Regions from separate parts of the Homo sapiens genome. Here region 1 is linked to region 2. The links are chromatin contacts, found by Hi-C or POLR2A ChIA-PET in ENCODE. All regions are on one chromosome and are shown on one strand. Each heading gives the region's core, a stretch centred on a gene start or an enhancer-like site at or near the end of the contact. The rest is flanking DNA. Distances are from core to core; before and after follow the strand shown.

Region 1 (5,034 bases), core at 361-2,860, 55 kb before region 2:
CAGCAGAGGTCAGTGGGGGAGGTCAGCGGGGGAGGTCAGCGGGGGAGGGCAGCGGCAGAGGTCAGCGGCAGAGGCCAGTGGGGGAGGTCAGCAGTGGAGTTCAGTGGCAGAGGTCAGTGGCGGAGGTCAGCGGGGGAGGTCAGCGGGGGATGTCAGCTGCGGAGGTCAGTGGCGGAGGTCAGAGGGGGAGGTCAGTGGGGGACGTCAGCGGCAGAGGTCAGCGGGGGAGGTCTGCGGTGGAGGTCAGCAGGGAAGGTCAATGGCGGAGGTCAGAGGGGGAGGTCAGCGGCAGAGGTCGGCGGAAGGTCAGCGGGGGAGGTCAGCGGTGGAGGTCAGCGGCAGAGGTCAGAGGGGGAGGTCAGTGGCAGAGGTCAGCAGGGGAAGTCAGCGGCGGAGGTCAGTGGGGGAGGTCGGTGGGGGAAGCCCTGGGGTTTCAAAGTGCTCTGTGATGACCCCTTTGGAACTGGAGACAGAGGAAGGAACTGGTGGTCAAGGACGGGCTGGGGGCCATGCCCATTCCATCCTCCTTTTGACCCTCCTCGCTCTGTTGCAACCCTGGGAAAGTCGTGGAAGCTCTCTGGGCTCCACTTTCCTCATCTGTGAAATGGGGACACATCCTATTTGCCAGCTTGGTGAGGGTGTGTATCTGACAGAGGACCCTGGAGATGTCCTGGGACCAGGGTGTCACTTCCTCGCCCCAAACCAGGAGGATCTTCGTCCTGCCCATTCTGTGGGGTCCGGGGTGGCAGGTGTCTGGGTGAGGATTTGTAGGTCAGCACCCACAGCATCACACTGAAGGGGGCTTGGCTGTTGCTGAGTGTGAACAGGGGGATTTTCTGAGTTTTATTCCTACAGTGGCCCCTTGTGCCCTACTGAGGAGTCAGGTGTCCCATCCCAACATCCAAAGGACACTTACAAGCTCAGGCCCCAGGAGAGGCGCCTGCAATCTTTGCGCAGCTGCACCCTGAGTGCTGGGGCTCCACCCAGACCACAGTGAGGTCTCGGGCACCCTGGTCACGCCCTTGGCATTGACTTTGTGCAGTCATGTGGGACCCAGAGCCACAGCTGTGCCGCAAAGCGGAGGCAGGAGAGGAGGCAGCCTCCACATTCCATGGTGGACTGGGGAGTGCCTTTGAAAATGCTGTTATTAAACCCAATCGCCAAGGGACATTTTGAGTTCAGGGCACCCTCCCGGGGCACGGAGAGGTCTGGCTCTGTTGTGGCTGGTGGGAATGGCTGAGTCTGGACTTAAATAGCCCTTTACCCCCCAGGGTAATGGCACGTTACTGTCAGGAAGTTGCACAATGTAAAATCTCAGTCCAAGTACACAGTTGAGTTCAAAAAGATTGAAAACAGAAGGCTGAATGCCAGCCTCTCAGGGATGAATTTAGGCCATTGTTTAGAATGTTTGGTCAGAAAACCCACGCTTGTCCAAACACTGAGAGACGGGGTGGGGAATCCACGGAGGGAATTCAGGGACAGGAGTATCCAAGGACTTCAGGGCACTTTGTGAATCAATACTTACTTCACACTCCTTTTGAAAAAATGTCCTATTTTACAGCAAGAGGATGCAACACTGGTGCTGGATTTGGGTCAAATGCTCTGGGAGGCCTCTTGTGCTTACACGTACATTTCCAGCTCAGTTCTCAGTAAAACTGAAGTTTCTGCCAAGGAAAATGTCCCGTGAACCACCAATGCCTATGGACGGTTTTCACACTGGAGCTTCCTAACCAGCTGACCTCTTAAGAGAGGGCTGTTACAACAGGTGACACAGGAAACTCAGGTGAGGGTGTGGAGAGACAGGAACTCAGGTGAGAGGTGGAGAGACAGGAACTCAGGTGAGAGATGATGGAGAGACAGGAATTCAGGTGAGAGTTGGAGAGACAGGAACTCAGGTGAGAGTTGGAGAGACAGGAACTCAGGCGAGAGGTGGAGAGACAGGAACTCAGGTGAGAGATGGTGGAAAGACAGGAACTCAGGCGAGAGGTGGAGAGACAGGAACTCAGGTGAGAGTTGGAGAGACAGGAACTCAGGCGAGAGGTGGAGAGACAGGAACTCAGGTGAGAGATGGTGGAAAGACAGGAACTCAGGCGAGAGGTGGAGAGACAGGAACTCAGGCGAGAGGTGGAGAGACAGGAACTCAGGTGAGAGATGATGGAGAGACAGGAATTCAGGTGAGAGTTGGAGAGACAGGAACTCAGGCGAGAGGTGGAGAGACAGGAACTCAAGTGAGAGATGGTGGAGAGATAGGAACTCAGGCGAGAGGTGGAGAGACAGGAACTCAAGTGAGAGATGGTGGAGAGACAGGAACTCAGGCGAGAGGTGGAGAGACAGGAACTCAGGTGAGAGATGGTGGAGAGACAGGAACTCAGGCGAGAGGTGGAGAGACAGGAACTCAGGTGAGAGATGGTGGAGAGATAGGAACTCAGGCGAGAGGTGGAGAGACAGGAACTCAGGTGAGAGATGGTGGAGAGACAGGAACTCAGGCGAGAGGTGGAGAGACAGGAACTCAGGTGAGAGATGGTGGAGAGACAGGAACTCAGGCGAGAGGTGGAGAGACAGGAACTCAGGTGAGAGATGGTGGAGAGACAGGAACTCAGGCGAGAGGTGGAGAGACAGGAACTCAGGTGAGAGATGGTGGAGAGACAGGAACTCAGGCGAGAGGTGGAGAGACAGGAACTCAGGCGAGAGGTGGAGAGACAGGAACTCAGGTGAGAGGTGGTAGAGATCATTCCCTACAGTGGCTATGGGAATAAAGACAAGTTAATGCATTTAAATAGTGAAGATGCAGAAGTGATAAAACTTGACCACTGATCGGGTTGGATGGTGAAGGAGAAGGTGAGTTAGGGATGTCCTCTGCTTCTAGCAACAAAACGGTTTAGGACAACACACCTGGCACAGGCGGAAGGTACTTGGGGTCATGGATGATGATGGGTTCGGTTTTGACCTGGTGGAATCTGCAGCATCATGGGCTGCTTGAGAGGATGGTTAGGTAGCAAGAGTGCGTGTGAGGCTGAAGCTCCTTGCAGGGATGGGGCCGAGTGTTACTGACTTGAGACTCAGCAGCCCTTAGAAGGAAGTTCAAGAGGGGCGAGAGGAGACCAGGCAGGGAGGAAGCAGGAGGCAGGGATAGAAGTTAGCCCTGGACCAACTCCCAGAGTGAGGTACGGGAAGAGGCGGGTGCTCTTGGAGGAGGCTGTGATACAGTGGGGACAATGGGCCAGTGAGGTCAGGGGGACAGCAAGCCACAGAGCGGGAGGTGGGGGGAGTCCCCCTGCTGACTCGGCAGCCCCAGAGCTGCCCGCAGAGCTGCGGGATCGAGGCCGCCATGGCCGGCTTCATCTGGCTACGGCGAGTCCGCTGGTGTGTTCCGCGATCTGAGCCTGTGCCGCTAAAGGACTCATTGAATTAGTTTAGAAAGGCTGATGAAGAAAAGCTGTGAATGCAAATTATCCATTGATTAAACATAGTTCACTGGGTAACAGAGCCCGTGGGGTGAGGAGGGGGTCAAATAACCAAGTGCCCCCTGGGAGAGGCGGCAATCTTGGGCACAGAGGGCCGGGCTTGGTGCAGGTGCCAGCTCTGCTTCTGGCTGCTGCACAAGGAGCAGTGTTAGTCAGCGTGGGCACAAGACACAGCAGCCAACTCCAACTAGCTCAAGAAGGGAAGACTTTAGTGGCTTGTGCAACTGAATGCCAGGAGGAGAATTGTGGTTGCAGGCCCATTGTGTCCGTGTGTTAGGGGTGGAAGGTGTCCGAGTTACTGGCAGCGAATCCGCACGGGTCCGCAGCAACCTCAATTCTTGCCTCCTTAGAAGAAATAATTCGAAGGAGGGGCATAAGGCAGAAAAAGACCGAGGCAAGTTTCAGAGCAGGAGTGGAAGTTTATTACAAAGCCTTAGAGCAGGAAAGAAAGTACATTCGGAAGAGATCCAAGCAGGTACCGTGAAGGTCAAGGGCGGTGTTTAACCTTGGTCCCTAGGATTTTATACGCTGGTCCACCTCCGGCGTTCTGAGCCCCTTTCCCGTGACTCTTCCCTGAGGGTGGGCTGCCCGCCTGCGCAGAACCCTCCTCACGCTTGGGAAGTGAGCGTGCGCAGTGGGCTAGAAGTGGGACGCATGCCCATCCGAGGCCTTCTTCCCTCTTCCGGTGAGTGTCCCGGGAAGGTCAGACTCCGCCATGTTGTCTCTTTGCTCACACCCAGGCTCACTTGCCCACTACCTGCGAGTTTATTGGAAGCCCTTTTTATCTGTTTGGAAAGTTGCTTCTTCCCGGTGCCTGCATTCAATTGACACTTTCGTGTGACAGCTGCAGACCTTCAGGAGATTGTCTCTGCCTAGCTTCAGCTGCATTTATCTTATCTTTTCTTTTTTTTTTGAGACCCAGTCTGGGTCTGTCGCCCAGGCTGGAGTGCAGTAGTGCTATCTCGGCTCACTGCAAGCTCCGCCTCTGGGGTTCACGCCATTTTCCTGCCTCAGCCTCCCGAGTAGCTGGGACTACAGACGCCCGCCACCACGCCCAGATAATTTTTTGTATTTTTAGTAGAGAGGGGGTTTCACCATGTTAGCCAGGATGGTCTCGATCTCCTGACCTTGTGATGTGCCCGCCTGGGCCTCCCAAAGTGCTGGGATTGCAGGCGTGAGCCACCGCACCCGGCCGGTAACGGTGAACCATCACCCTACGGTCGCCTGACATTGCTGGCAGGTGGGGGAGAGCCCTCTCCTGCCCTGCTCATGTCTGATCCCTGTAACGTGGGCTCAGACAAGGAGATCACGGGGTCTGTCTCTCGCCATCTTCTTGCCTCTACACTGACTTTGCTCTCAGCAGCCTTGCTGCGCGTTGGGGAGAGACCACCATCCAGGGCACAGCCTTGCAGGGCCCCACGCTCTTCACACCAGAAAGAAGAGGAAACTCTCTCCAAATGAGTCTTACTTGGATCTTGCTTGCGATATCCTCAGTGGCGGAAGCGGAGCCACAAACCTGTGTGGTGACGGCTCCGCATAGCATTGTAGGGGCTCCGCAAAAGGAATGATG
Region 2 (4,559 bases), core at 1,884-4,383:
CCCAGGCTCCTGGGAAGCACCTGGTAAGAAAGCCCTTCTGGCCATCGGCCCCAGGGATCAGGAAGACGGCGGCCAGGCTCCCAGCCACAGTGTGGCTCTGTGTATCTCGCGCTGTCCGTTGTTGAGTTAGTTCACAAAACACAGGCACCCTGAGCACAGCTGTGCCTTCTGGACCTGATCCCCTATCTTTGCATGTGGGAAATCCAGGATCCTCCCAGATATTTCTGAGGATATCCATGTTTTGGGGGTGATGGTGAGGGCGGGGAAAGAGGAGACTCATGTTTTTCCAGATGCTTCCTGCCCCAAACTCCAGCTTCCATGAACTTCTGCATCCCTGGTTCTCTGGGCATGACTGTCTTCACCTTTATGGTTCACTCTGTGTCACTGGTGGGCTTTGCTCTGCTTCCTCCTCCCCCAGAGCATCTCCTGACAAAGCCACCATGAGCAAGACCCTCAGAGAAGGTATGAAGATGAGAGGCTGGTGTGAAGAGGCTGCTGTGAAGCAACTATATAGCATCGGGCAGGACATAAGGGGAAATTGTTGCTTTCATGTTCCTTTACCCCCACAGTTTGGATTTCTGCCACAAGGATCACTGTGGTCTTCCTCCCTGGGGCTCACTCCACCTACCCCACACCTCCCACCTCCCCCGTCCTCTCTTGGGGGACTTCCTGAGTTCTCGACAGAGCAGTTTCACTGTCTTCTCTCCACGCTTCCTGGACTGGCCCGCCCATTTTTTTCTATGACCCAGAATTCCTTCCCAAATAAGAGCGTCATATTCCTTGAGCCCCTTCACTAGAAGCAAGGAGATGGGCAGGCGTTGAACTGCGGCTTTTCTCTAGACTCTTCCCTAATCCCTAGGTTCCCCCAACTATTTAGTCTAGAGCAAGCCCAGGAACAGTGATTTTTTTTTTTTAACCTGCCATTTCTGTTATTCAAGCTGTTTTAGTCAGTTCAGGCTGCTGTAACAAAAATGCAATGGCCTGGGTGGTTTTAACAACAGAAATGGATTTCTCACAGTTCTTGTGAGGCTGGGACGCAGGAACCCCCACATCCAAGTGCCAGGCAGTTCCGTGGCTGGGAGGGCTCCAGACTGGTGTGTGGATGGCACCTTCTGCTGTGTCCTCACATGGCTGAGAGATGGGTCATCTCTGTTCTTATCAGGGCACTAATCCCATTCACAAGGCCCCCCATGACCTAATCACCTCCTAAATGCCCCGCTTCCTAATACCAGCACCTTGGAAAATAGGGCTTCAAGATACAAATTTTGGGGGACTCAAACATTCCATCCATAGCACCCGCTCATGTGCTGTGATGTCCAGTGAGCAGGCGGAGTTCCAGGGCTGGTCAGTGCCAGGTGCTCCTTCTCCCACCCGAGAACAGGGGCCAGGTTGCTCCTCAGGCACCCTGGGCAACTGCCCCTTCCCTTCCAGTGGGGCCTGACCTGGCTACCGAGCTTGGCAGCTAATAGGCGGGCCCCTCAGCATTCACGCTCCTGAGCTGCTTTATCAAACTAGGATTGTTCCCCCAGGTCTAAGAAAACCATCCATTCACTGCAAAGTTATTTATTACTGCGGATGGGCTAGGAGTTAGAGGAAGAGAGTGACTCAAATCACAACACCTCCTGGACGAAGCTGGAAGGGATTAAAATACGGCCTAATTTCTCCCTTGCTGTGTGAAGCGTGTGGTTCTCCTAGAACATCAGCCCGACTGTCGCTGGGTAGCGGCGGTACTGTTCATTCTGCATTAGCTTTGTCCAGATTGTTCAGTGTGGGTCCCTGCCTACAGATCTTGATTCCTTGAGATTGCCCTTTGTGCTTCTGTCTGGGGACTGCCTGTTTCTGTAATGGCCACCGTCTCAGAACACATGGTTGTAGGCCTCAGCATTTGCCTTACACACAGCCCCCTTGGAGACAAACCGTGTCTGTGTCCCTCAGAAGGCCCTGACTTTCAGGGCACACTCCAGCCTGACTTTGGCACTCTGCTAGACACATCCGAAACGCTGGTTCTCGTGTTGAAGTCTGTTATGGATATGTAGGGTAAGGCAGGGAAACTGGAGCGCCTGCATACCCTTGACTTCCTCCATTTGGAAAAGATAACCCTGAGACATGGTGGAGGAGAAGGGGCCCTGACCTGTCAGCTACATCTGGATGTAACTCCCCTGATGAAGAAAGTGCCAGAGGCAGCAAAGCAGCCCTTATAGGGTATTTTGTGCTCCCCCAACAGAGGAAGAGGAGCTTAGGGTCTCCAGGGAGAATGTCTGGTTGTGAAGAGCCGCCAGGACCTGGAGCTGCACGGTTGCTCAGTGTGCATTTCACTTGGTCAGCCCCTACGCTGGAGAGTGCTTGCATCCGAACCTTCAGTGCCTGGATAGACACTGAGCTGAGCGAACGGTATGCTGGAAAATGAAGCGTGCAAGTGACAAAGTGCTCAACTTAGACTCTGGGCAAAATTCTCACAAAGGGCTTTCTAATCCTCACTTAATGGAAGAGTGGAGCAATTTCCAGCAGAAGTTGTGGCTTGCTTCACCAGGTCTGCTCAGGTCAGCGGGGTGAGCCTACGGCCAGGATGGGTGGTAATTAATATTGGAATACTTGGCCAGTCTGCAGACCTCAGACCACAAAAAACCCTCCATCCTCAAGCAGTCTCTTCTTTATGCCTCGCAAGGGGAAGATAATTAAAGACTGTGGTAACGGGTTAATTTATAGGAAAATAATGTAGCATACTCAACTATCTATACTTTTTCTATTGCTAAATTTAATATACATCCATTTCTATTGATTATCAGAGGGGTCTAGACTCCCGGCCAAGAGTTGCGAAACCAGTCATTATCCCGCAGGCACCTTCCTGCTTTATTTCAGAACATTCAGTCATTCATTCAAAACAACCCAAAGCATCTGCATTCACAGAGCTGCCCTAACAGATGAGTTTTTCTTCATCTCCCAAGGTAATGATATAAAAAAAGTGTCAGCCATGGGATTTTCAGTGGGAAACGGGAAACCCAAGGCATGGTGCATTCAATGGAAAAATTCCTCAAGCTCGTGACCTGCATAAATCTCCAAATCCTTTTCAACATCATCCTGTTTAGTGTTCGGCATGAGGGTGCCTGCAGAGGAGGTGAATCCCTGCGTTTTCTATTCTTTTTTTCTTCCGACTGGTGTGGATCCCAGACAATTTCAGGGTCCTGCAGGGTTTGAGACCCTCTGTGAACACTGACCCGGGACCCCGTTTTGCCCATGGGAAGTTGAAGCCAGCGCAGCCCCCGGCCAGGGGCACTGTCTCCTCGGCCCCGGGATGCTGGACGGAGGGGACAACGTGCAGGGGCAGCTGCTGCTGGGCTGTGGACCTCCCGGAACCGGAGGAGCCCGGGAGGGGCTGGCCCAGCAGTGAGGGCTCCGATGCGCCTCAATTCATATGCTAAGGAGCCCTGGATTCGGCTTTAATTGGTGAGAGGAGAAAGTGGTGCAGCTGCCTGGGGCCGCGCTGTGGGAGCCAGGGCAGGAGGAGCTGTTTGAAAATAATCCCCGCGGGGACACGCAGCACCAACTCGGGCTTCAGTCCCTGGAAAGCGGCCGGGGGCGGGGCGGGAGGCCGGGATGCGGCGGAGAGCGACTGGCAGGGAAAGCGTGAGGTCACGGTGGCCACCGCACCGGCTCCAAGCAGCAGGGGCCCAGGGCTGAGCCCTGATTTCCACACCGGCCCCTGGATGAGCCTCAGTGTTTCACTCTGGCAATGGAAATAAGAATACCTACCTCACCCCATCGTTGGAATAAATGCAATAATGCAAAGGGAGGTCTTAGCACAGACGCGGGGCAGGCGCTCAACGCCTGGTGCCCACCGGCGCTGCGTCCTGGACGTGTCCAGCGAAGCCCGTGTGAGGCTATGACGGGAACGGAGGAGCTGGCGCGGCGCCTCACTGCTCCCCAGAGCCTTGCAGCGTCTCCCAGCCCAGGCTTTGCCCCACCACGGCTCCCATGGCTGCCGGAGGGAACCTCAAAGGCGGTTAGAATGCGCCGGGTAAATGCGCAGCTTTTCTTCTGGAGCCTCCACGAGAAAGAAATGGAGAGTTTTTTCCTGGGGCTGCTTGTGGTGCAAGTCCCGCTTGGGTGCAGGGCGAGCGGCTTCCGAGGAATTCACTGTCTCCTTCTCTCTTTCTAGCCGGAGTGGGAGGTGACCCCAGGGGCCCAAGCTGGGGGCGTGGCTGGGAAATGCACAGAAAGAGACTTCGACGGGGGTGGCTATGGTTTGTGCTGTGCTGTGCACACGTCTGGCTGATAGAAATCTATGTCTATAAACAGGTAACACAATTTGGTTTATCAAACCCATAATAAGCAGATTTTCTGACTTGCATAAGAATTTCTCTGTAATCTTTGCTTTAAAGTCCGTTGAATGCCATAGAAAAAGTTGCATTTGATGAGGCTTCAGGAAAGAAAAGGTAACAAACTATTCTAAGAGATGAGGATAGTGCCTGAGTGGGGCCCAGGACAGACAGGGGGTCCTCACCTCTTGCTGCTGGGGTTGGCTGCAGGGCTTTGCCTCAGTCTGATTTTTTGCAGCATCT

The links. Hi-C counts contacts between places; a loop is a spot of excess contacts on that map. ChIA-PET counts read pairs that join two places held with the same protein, here RNA polymerase II (POLR2A). Pooled maps may share reads with other maps.
Region 1: a loop to region 2 is called in a map of HepG2, with 7 times the contacts of the local background. The contact joins the enhancer-like site here to the promoter of LINC02538 in region 2. A Hi-C loop is called at or near these places in 5 of 168 maps with a recorded cell type or tissue (CD4-positive, alpha-beta T cell, Caco-2, HepG2 and 2 more) and 5 of 50 pooled maps. POLR2A ChIA-PET finds 5 or more read pairs at or near these places in 6 of 52 experiments (Caco-2, H1, HepG2 and 2 more).

The regions. Positions count from the first base shown.
Region 1 is chr6:167,730,472-167,735,505 of GRCh38, reverse strand. No RefSeq gene overlaps it. Among named protein-coding and RNA genes, the nearest start is that of LINC02487, 37 kb to the right of the region's middle. Within about 2 kb of position 1,610, at least 8 of the 41 ENCODE cell types and tissues checked have a DNase peak (open chromatin) inside an H3K27ac peak, as active enhancers do; they include breast epithelium, where a contact is called at or near this core.
Region 2 is chr6:167,677,797-167,682,355 of GRCh38, reverse strand. LINC02538 (long intergenic non-protein coding RNA 2538) reads left to right here and starts at 3,133. Exons shown (of 3, transcript NR_117091.1): 1 at 3,133-3,444; 2 at 4,157-4,296. It overlaps LOC124901465 (a long non-coding RNA gene), which reads right to left and starts at 4,124. Exons shown (of 2, transcript XR_007059883.1): 1 at 3,751-4,124. LINC02487 (long intergenic non-protein coding RNA 2487) reads left to right here. Exons shown (of 7, transcript NR_117092.2): 6 at 1-23; 7 at 419-1,665.